Linked DNA regions of Homo sapiens: regions 2, 3 and 4 are each linked to region 1. Evidence: chromatin contacts called from ENCODE Hi-C or POLR2A ChIA-PET data. All regions are on one chromosome and are shown on one strand. Each heading gives the region's core, a stretch centred on a gene start or an enhancer-like site at or near the end of the contact. The rest is flanking DNA. Distances are from core to core; before and after follow the strand shown. Region 1 holds the start of LINC02569 (long intergenic non-protein coding RNA 2569). Region 2 holds the start of HCG20 (HLA complex group 20). Region 3 holds the start of HCG17 (HLA complex group 17). Region 4 holds the start of RPP21 (ribonuclease P subunit p21).

Region 1 (2,933 bases), core at 234-2,733:
AAAATAAAATAAAAAATAAAGAACGAGACCAGGCACGGTGGCTCACGCCTGTAATCCCAGCACTTTGGGAGGCTGAGGTGGGCAGATCACGAGCTCAGGAGTTTGAGACCACCCTGGCCAACATGGCAAAACCTTGTCTCTACTAAAAGTACAAAAATTAACTGGGCATGGTGGTGGGTGCTTGTATTCCCAGCTACTCAGGAGGCTGAGGCAGGAGAATCACTTGCATCTGGGAGGCAGAGGTTGCAGTGAACCCAGATCGCGCCACTGCACTCTAGCCTGGGCAACAAGAGTGCAACTTCGTCTCAAAAAAATAAATAAAGAAAAATAAAATGAAACCTCCAATTAAAAGGAGAAATTCAACCAGGTGCAGTGGCTCACGCCTGTATCCCAACACTTTGGGAGGCCAAGGTGGGTGGATCGCTTGAGGTCAGGAGTTCGAGACCAGCCTGACCAACATGGTGAAACCCCATCTCTACTAAAAATACAAAAAATTAGCTGGATGTGGTGGTGCACACCTGTAGTCCCAGCTACTCGGGAGGCTGAGGCAGGAGAATTGTTTAAACTTGGGGCGTGGAGGTAGCAGTGAGCCGAGATCACGCCATTGCATTCCAGCTTGGGTGACAGAGCGAGACTCAGTCACAAATAAATAAATAAATAAATAGGCCAGGTGCGGTGGCTCACGCCTGTAATTCCAGCACTTTGGGAGGCCGAGGTGGGCGGATCACCTGAGGTCAGGAGTTCGAGACCAGCCTGCCCAACATGGTGAAACCCCATGTCTACTAAAAATACACACACAGACACAAAATAGCCAAAATTAGCCAAAAAATTATAAATAAATAAAATAAAAAGATAAGTTGCACACTCAGGAGGCTGAGGCAGGAGACTCGCTTGAACCCAGGAGGTGGAGGCTGCAGTGAGCCGAGACCACGCCATTTCACTCCAGTCTGGGCGACAAAGCAAGACTCTGTCTCAAAAAAAAAAAAAAGACAAATTCAGCAGAAGCATTGCTTGAGTAACACGGAAACTCAGAACCAGGAAACTGAAGGCGGTTACTCCACATACATCTGGGGCAATAAGTGAGCTGTTCCAGCGCGGCTTACGCTGTGGGCGGAGGCGGGCAGGAAATTCACTTACAAGTCTGTGCCAGGAAACAGGAAGAAGGTGCCTCCTGTGATACAAGATACAGACGTAGTCTCCTATCCAGGAAACAGGGACAGAGCCGCAGACCAGATAAAGATACGACCAACATTTTTCATTAAATATTCTCAACGGATTATTTACATTTTTTCTAGAAAAGTAAAATTTAAACCTGAATACATTTGATAACTATGGAATGTGAGCATTCACGTATGCTTGTGACCTGGTTCCTCTACGCTTCAGGGGTCGCCCTGGTCCCAAAGCGCTTCCTGCCGCTCCCACTTCCTCTGTTTTCACCGGAGGGGCAGCCACAGTTCTCGGCTGAGAGAAACTCGGTCGTTCTGTTTACCTCGTGAATGATTGGCTACAGATCCCAGAGAGGAAATAGGGACCCACCCCTCAGTTGTTATGCAATCTGGGGCGGAGTCCGGGGTCCATAGCCTTTCTGAGGGTAACCTGAGCGGGAGAAGTTGTTGCGCCTGATCTCAAACAGCCTTTCGCACGGAAAAGGATTCCTAAAAGTGGGGTTACTCCTCCACAGCAATAGCGTCCTTAAAATAGGGGCTCCCGGCTGGGCGCGGTGGCTCACCCCTGTAATCCCAGCACTTGAGAGGCCAAGACAGGCGGATCACCTGAGGTTGGGAGTTCGAGACCAGCCTGAACAACATGGAGAAACCCCCTCTCTACTAAAAATACAAAATTAGCCGGGTGTGGTGGCGCATGCCTGTAATACAAGCTACTCGGGAGGCTGAGGCAGGAGAATCGCTTGAACCTGGGAGGCGGAAGTTGCGGTGAGCCGAGATGGCGCCATTGCACTATAGCCTGGGCAGCGGCAAGAGCGAAACTCCGTCTCAAAAAAAAAAAAAAAAAAAAAACTATATATCTATCTATCATCTATCTATCTATCTATCTATCTATCTATCTATCTATCTATCTAGGCTGCCGGTGAGGACGTGAGGCACGTGCCACTGAGCCACTGAGAATTTACCCCCCTGGGCAAGTCTGTGAGGCCAGGGCCCCTAGGGAAAAAAGCCTTTCCCAGATTTTAGGGCTCATATGCCTGCAGTGGGTTGGTAGGGATCGGGGAAGATGATGAGGTTGGGATAAGGAAGTGGTACCAATAGAAAGACTAAGCAAACCAAACCAAATCAAACTTTCCCCTTTCCATCCCTGTCCTCCTCTTTGCAATCCCATTTGGGTGGCTGAAGGCAGACCCTGACCAGAGCCATCCTTGCCGGCTTCTTTTGTCTTGCTCTGTGGGGAAACGAGTGAAGAAAAAAGCAGAAGGAAAGGCAAGTGAAATGGAGCCCTCTGTGAAGAACTACGACTAGGGTCACACAGAGCAAAATTCCTAGCCTTCCTTTGAGGAGTAGCCGTATTTCCATTTAAAAAGGACCCACTTTATGCAAGATTCAGGGCTGGGAATTGGTCCTTCCTGCCTCAAGAATTTCAAAGACTTCTAGAGGAGAGTGTCCAAAGACAGACAAGAAAGTGGCCAGTGCCCTGAAGAAAGTCAGGGGGTCCAGGGGAGTGTGAACCCTGAATATCTGAGACAGGTCTCAGTTAATTTAGAAAGTTTATGTTGTCAGGGTTGAGGATGTGTGTCGGTGACACAGCCTTAGGAAGTCCTGATGACATGTGCCCAAGTTGGTCAGGGCACAGCTTGGTTTTATACATTTTAGGGAGACATGAGACATCAATCAACATATGTAAGATTAACATTGGTTCGGTCTGGAAAGGCGGGACAACTTGAAGCAATGGTGGGACAACTCCAAGTGGCGAGGGGGCTTCCA
Region 2 (2,933 bases), core at 145-2,644, 250 kb before region 1:
ATGCAGATCAAAAAAAGATGAGGTTATAAAAAGAATGCAGCTGGGCACAGTGGCTCACACCTGTAATCCCAATACTTTAGGAGGCTGAGATGGACAGATTGCTTGAGCCCAGGAGTTGGAGACCAGCCTGGGCAACATAGTGAGACCCTGTCTCTACAAAATAATGATAATAATAATACAAAAATCAGCCAGGCATGTTGGCAGTAGCCCCAGCTACCAGGGAGACTGAGGCAGGAGGATCACTTAAGCCTGGGTAGTCAAGGCTGCAGTGAACCATGACTGCACCACTGCACTCCAGCCTGGGCAACAAGAGTGAAACTCCGCCTCAAAAAAAAAAAAAGCAGTTCATGCCTGGTTCCCTCACAGCAACCCAGCCACTATGCAAGAGAAACTCTAACTAGACCACAGGTAGAAACCCTGAGGTCCCTGAGCTAACTGCCAGCATCCACTGCAAAGTGTCTGCAGACGATTTCAGTCCCCCAGCTTTCGAGTCTTCCAGCTGCAGCCCCAGATAACATGGAGCAGAGACAAGCCATCCCCACTGCGGTGTGTCCAAATTCCTGGCCCACAGAATCCGTGAACGTAATAAAGGGTTGTCTCATGCCACAAAATTTTGAGGCAATTTGTTGGACAACAAAAAATAACCAGAACACAGAGGACAAGCCAGAATGAGCAGCACATAAGTCGAAGGAGAAAGTACCCTAGAGGTGTTAAGAGTTAGTCAGAATGGAAGGACATTAACTGTGGAAAGCATTACTAGACCTCACGTCACCATATGGTTTTGTACTCTGTCCTGCTGTGAAACTCTTCCTTCAAAGGCCACCAGCAACCCCCAAAGTGACAAATATACAAATTCCCTCTTGTTTAAACTATCATCTAGGCCTGCGCCATGGCTCACACCTATAATCCCAAAACTTTGGGAGGCTGAGGCAGCAGGATCATTTGAGCCCAGGAATTTGAGACCAGCCTGGGCAACACAGTGAGACCCCCAGTCTCTAAAAAAATGTTTAAAAAATTGGCTGGGAGTGGTGACATACACCTGTAGTATCAGCTACTCAAGAAGCTGAGGTGAGACGATCTCTTGAGCCTGGGAGGTCAAGGCTGCAGAGAGCTATGATCATGCCACTATACTCCAGCCAGGGTTACAGAGCAAGACCCTCTCTCCAAACAAACAAACAAACAAACAAACAAAAAAACCCTCACAAACAAACAAACAAAAAACCCTATCATCTGTGCGCCGAAGTCCCCCACTCCAATAGCTACATACCTAGTCCTATCTTTTCACCTGAACTCCTGTCTTGTAGCTCCAATTTCCCGCAGTCACATGCCAGTTCCTTATTTCTTTGCCACCTCAAATCCAACACAACCAAAATGGATTCACTATCATGGACACTGTTTGGGCTCAGGTCCTTTTCACCAGTGAGTCCACTCACTTTCCAGCTTTTGGGAATATCAGCTGATAACCACACACAATTGTCCCCTTTTCTGGAGAATTGCCCTGGGCCAAACAGGAGCCAAGCCCTCCTCCCTTGCACACACTCTGGACAGACTCCCAGTGGCTGCCTGACCTTAAAGCAGATCTACAAAACGCCAGCCCCCATGCCTCCAAGTGCAATTGACTGGTGCAATTTGCTGCCCTGAGCTTCCCCATGAGCTCAGGCTGAAGCTCACATCCTTGCTTAGCCTTTTTCCCTTCCCTATCCTGTTTTCTTCAGTCTTTCTCCTGAGAGCCTCCCGCAGTGTATCTCTTGAACAAAAGTCCCCACCCCAGGTTCTGCTTCAAGGTAGCCCAATCTAAAACACCTGCTGCCGAGTGCAGTGGCTCACACCTGCAATCCCAGCACTTTGGGAGGCCAAGGTGGGCAGATTGCTTTGAGCTCATGAGTTCAAGACCAGCCTGGAGACAGGCTGGACACAGCAAAATCTTGCCTCTTCAAAAGATACAAAAAAAAAATTAGCCTAGCTTTGTGGCATGCGCCTGTAGTCCCAGCTACTTGGGAGGCTGAGACAGGAGGATCGATCGCTTGAGCCCAGGAGGCAGAGGTTGCAGAAAGCTGAGATTGCACCACTGCACTTCAGCCTGAGTGACAGAGGAAGACCCTGTCTCGAAATAAAATAATAATAATAATAGGCCGGGTGCCGTGGCTCATGCCTGTAATTCCAGCACTTTGGGAGGCCAAGGTGGGCGGATCACTTGAGGTCAGGAGTTGGAGATCAGCCTGGCCAACATGGTGAAACCCCGTCTCTAGTAAAAATAAAGAAATTAGCTGGCCATGGTGGCACATACCTGTTACCCCAGCTACTCGGGAGGCTGAGGCAGGAGAATCACTTGAATCTGGGAGGCAGAGGTTGCAGTGAGCTGAGATTGCACCATTGCACTCCAGTCTGGGCAACAAGAGCAAAACTCCATCTCAAAAAAATAATAATAATAAATAAAACACCAACCAAGCCAAGTTTACTTTGTTTACCCTGTTGCTATGAGACCTGTCTCTCATCACCCCAGCCTACAACTCCCTTTCAGACCAGCCATCAGTTTGAATACATTTTCTAGCAAATGCCTCTCATTCTTCCTCCTCATTCCCATTGTCCCCATGTAATCACTGTTCAGGAAGTCAGGGACCCCAAACGGAGGGACCAGCTGAAGCCATGGCAGAAGAATGTGGATTGTGAAGATTTCATGGACATTTATTAGTTCCCCAAATTAATACTTTTATAATTTCTTATGCCTGTCTTTACTGCAATCTCTAAACATAAATTGTGAAGATTTCATGGACACTTATCACTTCCCCAGTCAATACCCTTGTGATTTCCTATGACTGTCTTTACTTTAATCTCTTAATCCTGTCATCTCGTAAGCCAAGGAGGATGTATGTCGCCTCAGGACCCTGTGATAATTGCATTAACTGCACAAATTGTAGAGCATATGTGTTTGA
Region 3 (2,933 bases), core at 112-2,611, 190 kb after region 1:
ACAATCTCATTTTGTTTCTACCACTGTTCAGGGTCCCACCTTGCGACCCTCTCCTGAGAGGTTGTCCACAACTCTGTCCCACCCCCGTTCTCCATCTTCTTCCGCCAGATCTGGGGCTGGGGCATTGGAGAGGGGAAAGAGGAAACGTCGTGGCTGGCAGGGTAGGAAGGGATGCGTGTCCAGGTGAGAAAGAGGTGTGACGTGCAGATGGGATGCCCGCCGCTATGACGCTGCCGAGACCCGCGGTGACTGCGTCAGAGTTTCACCCGGGGAGGTGAGCAGCAGCGGGACGGGGGAACGGCGGGGTAGCCAAGCAACGCCGGACGCGCTGACGTCGCCGGGGCGGCAAAACGTCCGCCCGGGCCCGAGGCGGGCGGAGGCAGCTGTGGTTACGTGCGGGGGGCCGGTGACGCAGTCGCGGGGCGCTGGGACGCGGCTTGCGGAGCCGGCCGGCGAGCGCAGGCCCCAGGCTCGGGCGCGGCGGCGGGACAGCACCTACCTTCCCGGCTTCGGGTCCGGGAGTGCGGGGCGCGGAGCCGCCGGAGCGCTGCCTCCCTCCTTCCTCCTCCCCTCGCCCCCGCCCCGCGGCGCGACACACAATACTCGCCGGAAGCGGAAGCCGCGCCGAGGCTCGTGTCAGTGGAAGCTGGGGTGTCGGCGGGCGGCCGCGGCCGGGTCTAGCGGTGCCTGCGGAAGAAGGAGGAGGAGGGCTGGCGATGAGAAGCAGCAGGGGGAATCAAGGGCAAGAAGGGACCCAGAGGGGCAGGTGGCTGAGATGCTGGCGTCCAGGTGACCCGAGGAATCCTCTGGAGATACAGGCCCGCGCATGCGCGTGCTCGAGCGCTGAAGCCCATTGCCCGCAGGGCGCTGGACTGGCGCCCCGGCCGGCGAGGCTGTCTAGTCCAGGCTCCAGGCCCCGGCTCTGGCCAGGCGCCGCCGCCTCCCGGTGCAGCTGAAAGTCGACGAAGAGGGCGGGGCGGGGGCGGCTTGTGGACTTCCACACTTTTCCTCTCTTCGGGCCAGTCTGGGGAGAGGGTGGCTAGCTGTGGCGGCGGCCAATTACGTGGCGGACCTGCGGGGCTAAGCTGGCACGTCACTTCCGACTAGTGGAGTTTTTAGCCTTTTAACATTCAAGGATTAGGTAAGTTCTCCCCGCGGTAGACTTCAAATACTCTTTGTCCTGCCCCTGCTTGGCGAAATTTACCGAAATTATCTACCTATCCCGCTGGAGTGGGAGCCGGGGGAGAGCTGGAACCGCGTCTCTGCTGCTCACCTTTGTGTCCTTAGCTCCTTCGCATGGGGTCCGACCGCAACACGTGCGCTGGATAAACGCTTGTTAACTGGGTGAGAGCCAAGGCCTGTTCTTTCCACTTCTGGGGCTGTGACTTGAGTTTCTCCGCAGGAGCAGATAGTGTTTGTGTAGGGACTGCGGACTTTTGCATTACAGCCTCCCTGCTTTGCCCGCCTGCTGCTGGAAGCTTAGCAGGTCAGTGATTTTGGAGGAAGTGGGTGAGGTGATGAGGCTGGGGAAGAGTATGCTGGGAGAGGTGTGAGGGGCCCGGGAAGAGGTGATGGGGCTGGGGAGGGGCTAGTAGTGGGTAGAGGTGTGAAAAGGCTGAGGAGGAGGGGTTAGTGCTAGGAGGGGTGTGACACGGCTGGTAGAAAAGATAGCTTGCTCCGCCTCCCCGCCGCCAGCACTAGTCATGGAGAATATTCATTGAAAGAGATGAGCAGATTTTGCTGTACTCTCCTCGGTGAGAAAGGGCCCTAATTTCCGGTGTAAATTGTGCTGCTGTTTACAAACACCCTGCATTATTTAACCTCTCATCTTGGGAGCCAGAAACTATTTACTTGCTGAAAATATAATCCAGTATCTAAGGTATAAAGATTTGGGATCACACATGCTAATTACAGTTGTCTACCTTTACTGTTCCTTTTTTTGTGCCAAGAATTGAAGAAGATTAAATTTGAGAAAATTACATTTGATACCTTTTTTCACATTGCTATGTAGCCGTTAGGGATTTTAGCAGCAGCACTTGTTCTAATTCACAAGATGTCTCACTTGTAAGGGTAGTTTGAAAGCCACTAACTGGGCAGTGAGCCTCCTTAGCCGTGGCTTCGGAGGGAGAGAGAGATTTGGTTTTGATTTGTTAATTTGTGGCGCTTAAGATGTTGATAGCCCTCCTTTCTGGCTTTCTGTTTGTAGATAACCAGGAGGAATGTGATTAGACTAAGGAAATTAACAAGAGGAGGTCCAGTTCTAAGGACTGTGAAGAATGTGCTTGCCTAGAGACTGATATTAAGGGGATTTTATGCTGAATATGGAAGGAAAAAAGGGAGACTGTCTAGGTAAAACTATAAAATTATGAAGCGCAAGTAGTATGACATATAACAGGGCTTGGCAAATCTTTGCTGTAGAGAGCCAGAGAGGACATCTTTTTGGCCTTGTGGTCCATACTCAGCTTTCTCCTTGCAGTATGAAAACATCATTAGACAGTACTAAATGAAGGCTGGGCGCGGTGGCTCACGCCTGTAATCCTATCACTTTGGGAGGCCGAGGCGGGTGGATCACCTGAGGTCAGGAGTTTGAGACCAGCCTGGCCAACATAGCGAAACCCTGTCTCTACTTTTTAGTAGAGACAAAAATTAGCCGGGCGTGTGGCGCGTGTGGCGCGCACCTGTAATCCCAGCTACCTGGAAGGCGGAGGCAGGAGAATGGCTTGAAAGCAGGAGGCAGAGGTTGCAGTGAGCCGAGATCTCGCCACTGCACTCCAGCCTGGGCGACAGAGCGAGACTCTGTCTCCAAAAACAAACAAAAGCTAAATGAGCATGGCTGTGTGTCAATGAAACTTTATTATGGATGCTAAAATTTGAATTTAATAACATTTTCAAGTGTCATTAAATACTCCCCTTGGATTCTGGCCCTCCCTCCC
Region 4 (2,933 bases), core at 275-2,774, 170 kb after region 1:
TAGTTTTCTGACTGTGGTACTTCTCACACCAACCCAGAACCTGTCCATGTGTCCTCTTCACTCTACGTTCTCCATTGTCCCTATCCTCTGGGGTGTCCTCCATTTTCTCCCTCACCTCTCACCTGCTTGGCTCCCGAGCTGGGCCTCAGGCCTGTCTCCCCAGAGTAAATGCCCGGGATCATTGAGGAAGCGTTGGCTGCGCTGGCATGTTAGGCAGGTCTGTACGGTCCAGCGCTGTCCCCTGCAGCCTAGGGTGAACATGGGAAAAAGACTGTCCACGTTTAGAAGTAACGGTCTCTTGCTGCCAGTTTTGCCTCCAGTGTTTTTCAGTAGGTATCCCCGCTCCCCCACCACACCCCCAATTTGAATGCACATTTGATGGTGTCAGGCCTCGGCATAAGCTCCATCGATTTCCTGGAACTCTTTAAGATAAAGTTCAAACTCCCTAACAAGACTTCAAGAACTGGCCTGTTTCCCCCTCCAGTCTCATGTTTTGCCCTCCTACCTCAAACTCCAGCCTCCTGAACTCTCATTTCTTTGACAGCACCACAAGCTCTCTTGTCTCAGAGTCTGCACACATGCCTAGAATTTCCATCTCTCACTCCCTTTGCTTATCATAAACTTCGCCACCACTGGCATGAGTAAGTGAGCATTCTACTCCCCCAGTTAATCTTTTTCTACACCATTTTGTTTCTTAGTCTGTCCCATCAGACCGTAATTTCAATGAGAATAATGAATCTAGCACAGTACCTGACACATTTTAGAAAATAAGTATTTGCTTAATAAATGAATGGTGATGGGAATCGTCCTCCACAAAGCCGAACAACATCTATTATTGTGCATGGGTGGGGTTGCCTCTTAAAAGTTATTATTTATTGCCCACACTGGAAGAAAAAAAAAAAAAACAGCCGAGCCCAAACCCTAGTTTGTGCAAGTGGCGTTAGGAACTTAATCCAAACCCGAAGAAGGAAGACTCCTGCGAATCCCACACCCAACATCCATCTACAGTGAGAAAGGCGCTGTTGGCCTCCAGTGCCCGCCCCCCACCCCGCCCCCCTCCGCGCCCCCAATGCTCCGCAGTCTTCCACCTCCGTTGGAGCACTCACGTCTCTGGCGCTGGGTGCAGGTGAGGCCCGGGACGAGGAGGGAAGAGCAGCCTCGACAGAGAGTCCTCTTCACCGAGGGATCCCTGGGGGCGGAGGAGGATAGTGGTCTGGCGCCCGCGCTCCCTCTCGCGTTCCTCCCGCGTCCCGCCCGCCGCCCGCCCCGTGGCTGTCTCACCGCCGCAAGACGAGCCGCTTCGCAATGGTCCTCTCAGTGTAGCAGTAAAACCTCGCCAGCGCCTGGTTCTCGGGGTCCTGGGCAAGGACACAATGGGCGGCCTGCGGGAGGGGAGCAGTCACTCTGGGACGCCGAGCACCGTCCCCGTGGGGCCCTTGTCGCAGACTCACCTGGTACAGGAAGTTGAGCCTCTGGAAGGCCTCGCGGTCCTTCACCGGCCCCGCCATCACCGCCGCGCTCCAGGGCCTCCCGCAGCCCCACCCCTCGCACAGCCCCGCCCGGGCGTCCGCGCGAGGCCTCCTGGGAAACGTAGTCCCCGCGCCCTCGGGAGCCTCCCGGAGGCCTCACAAACTCATCGGTTTCTAAACACAACCCCAGCAATCCATGCCCAGGGTCCCTTTATGAATTTTCAGTGCTTTTGTCTTCCTCAAGCTCATGACCAATTATATCACCTAGAGACCTAGTGGAGCAGGTGAGGATCTTAAATCGGCCATTTTCAGGACAGAAGGCTGGTCTCTTTATGTAGCTACGTTGGGGAGATGGTTATGTGCAATTTATACCCAGCTAGAGCTTCTGCCCTACTCTCCTGAGGTCCGAGGCAGATGCCTGTAAGATCTACAGACGGAAGGCACAGAGGTAATACATTAAAAAAAAGCACTGGTGCCAGTGGGGGTGAAAGTGGGAAGGATCATGAGGGTGCTGGAGGGAGGGAAAAGGACTCCCGGTCCTCAGAAAGCACAGTTTACTCCTACTATTCCACCTACCAAAGAAACACACTTCCTGTTATGCAGTGCTGGACACACAGTAGGTGATCCTCACTTTCTGAGTGAATGGTTTCTAACTCCTAGGCTTAGGTACAGCACAGAAATCTGTCAACAGCATCCCCTGCCCCTGAAACTTCACCCCACTCCCCACACTGACATTCACCTCACACCCCTCCCTCTGACCTCTTCTATCTTCCAGTTCTTCTGTCTGGTGTCCTGTGACTCATAGTGACTATCAGTTACTGAAGTCAGAAGCAGAGGGACATGAATTGGAGGGGTAGAAGATCAATGAACCCTGAGATGGGGAGGGCAGCATAAGTCAGGAGAGGATGACTTCTCTCCAATTTCAGACCCAGTGCCAGGCGGGGACAGACAAGCAGGGCTCCAGCTGGGAGGAAGGACATGGCTGAAACCTCCTCTGGAACTAGTTTCACAAGGGTTTTCGGACTCAAATGAGAGTGGTGTGTTTAAAATGTAGATGTAGGCTGGGCACGGTGGCTCACACCTGTAATCCTAGCACTTTGAGTGGCTGAGGCAGGTAGATTACTTGAGTTCAGGAGTTCGAGACCAGCCTGTCCAACATGGCAAAACCCTGTCTCCACTAAAATTAGCCGGGTGTGGTGGTGCATGGCTATAGTCCATAGTAATCCCAGCTACTCTGGAGGCTGAGGCAGGAGAATTGCTTGAACCTGGGAGGCGGAGGTTGCAGTGAGCTGAGATCACCACTGTACTCCAGCCTGGGCGACAGAACGAGACTCTGTCTCATAAATAAAATGTAGATGTCCGGCCCACCCCAGACCTTGACTAACCACTAAGGGTGAGACCCAGGAACATGCATGTCTAACACCCAGTGATTCTTACACATCAGTACAAGGCTGTCACCAAATT

The links. A loop is a pair of places that touch in the nucleus more often than their neighbours do. ChIA-PET counts read pairs that join two places held with the same protein, here RNA polymerase II (POLR2A). Pooled maps may share reads with other maps.
Region 2: a pooled map shows a loop between it and region 1 (3-fold over the local background). The contact joins the promoter of HCG20 here to the promoter of LINC02569 in region 1. A Hi-C loop is called at or near these places in 5 of 50 pooled maps. POLR2A ChIA-PET finds 5 or more read pairs at or near these places in 4 of 52 experiments (activated T-cell, activated naive CD4-positive, alpha-beta T cell and naive thymus-derived CD8-positive, alpha-beta T cell).
Region 3: a loop to region 1 is called in a pooled map, with 7 times the contacts of the local background. The contact joins the promoter of HCG17 here to the promoter of LINC02569 in region 1. A Hi-C loop is called at or near these places in 9 of 50 pooled maps. POLR2A ChIA-PET finds 5 or more read pairs at or near these places in 4 of 52 experiments (A549, GM12878, Panc1 and 1 more).
Region 4: a pooled map shows a loop between it and region 1 (5-fold over the local background). The contact joins the promoter of RPP21 here to the promoter of LINC02569 in region 1. A Hi-C loop is called at or near these places in 1 of 37 single-sample maps with no recorded cell type and 7 of 50 pooled maps. POLR2A ChIA-PET finds 5 or more read pairs at or near these places in 1 of 52 experiments (activated T-cell).

What each region holds. Positions count from the first base shown.
Region 1 is chr6:30,514,816-30,517,748 of GRCh38, reverse strand. LINC02569 (long intergenic non-protein coding RNA 2569) reads right to left here and starts at 1,483. Exons shown (of 2, transcript NR_149088.1): 1 at 1,138-1,483. RefSeq lists an enhancer at 2,902-2,933.
Region 2 is chr6:30,765,286-30,768,218 of GRCh38, reverse strand. It overlaps HCG20 (HLA complex group 20), which reads right to left and starts at 1,394. Exons shown (of 4, transcript NR_138037.1): 1 at 1,268-1,394.
Region 3 is chr6:30,324,562-30,327,494 of GRCh38, reverse strand. HCG17 (HLA complex group 17) reads left to right here and starts at 1,361. Exons shown (of 5, transcript NR_052012.1): 1 at 1,361-1,486. TRIM39 (tripartite motif containing 39) reads right to left here and starts at 568. Exons shown (of 8, transcript NM_001369521.2): 1 at 500-568. HCG18 (HLA complex group 18) reads left to right here and starts at 339. Exons shown (of 3, transcript NR_102327.1): 1 at 339-1,344. RefSeq lists an enhancer at 1,889-2,532.
Region 4 is chr6:30,343,747-30,346,679 of GRCh38, reverse strand. RPP21 (ribonuclease P subunit p21) reads right to left here and starts at 1,524. Exons shown (of 5, transcript NM_024839.4): 1 at 1,452-1,524; 2 at 1,282-1,382; 3 at 1,107-1,189; 4 at 123-248. The coding sequence starts at 1,508. TRIM39-RPP21 (TRIM39-RPP21 readthrough) reads right to left here. Exons shown (of 10, transcript NM_001199119.1): 7 at 1,282-1,382; 8 at 1,107-1,189; 9 at 123-248.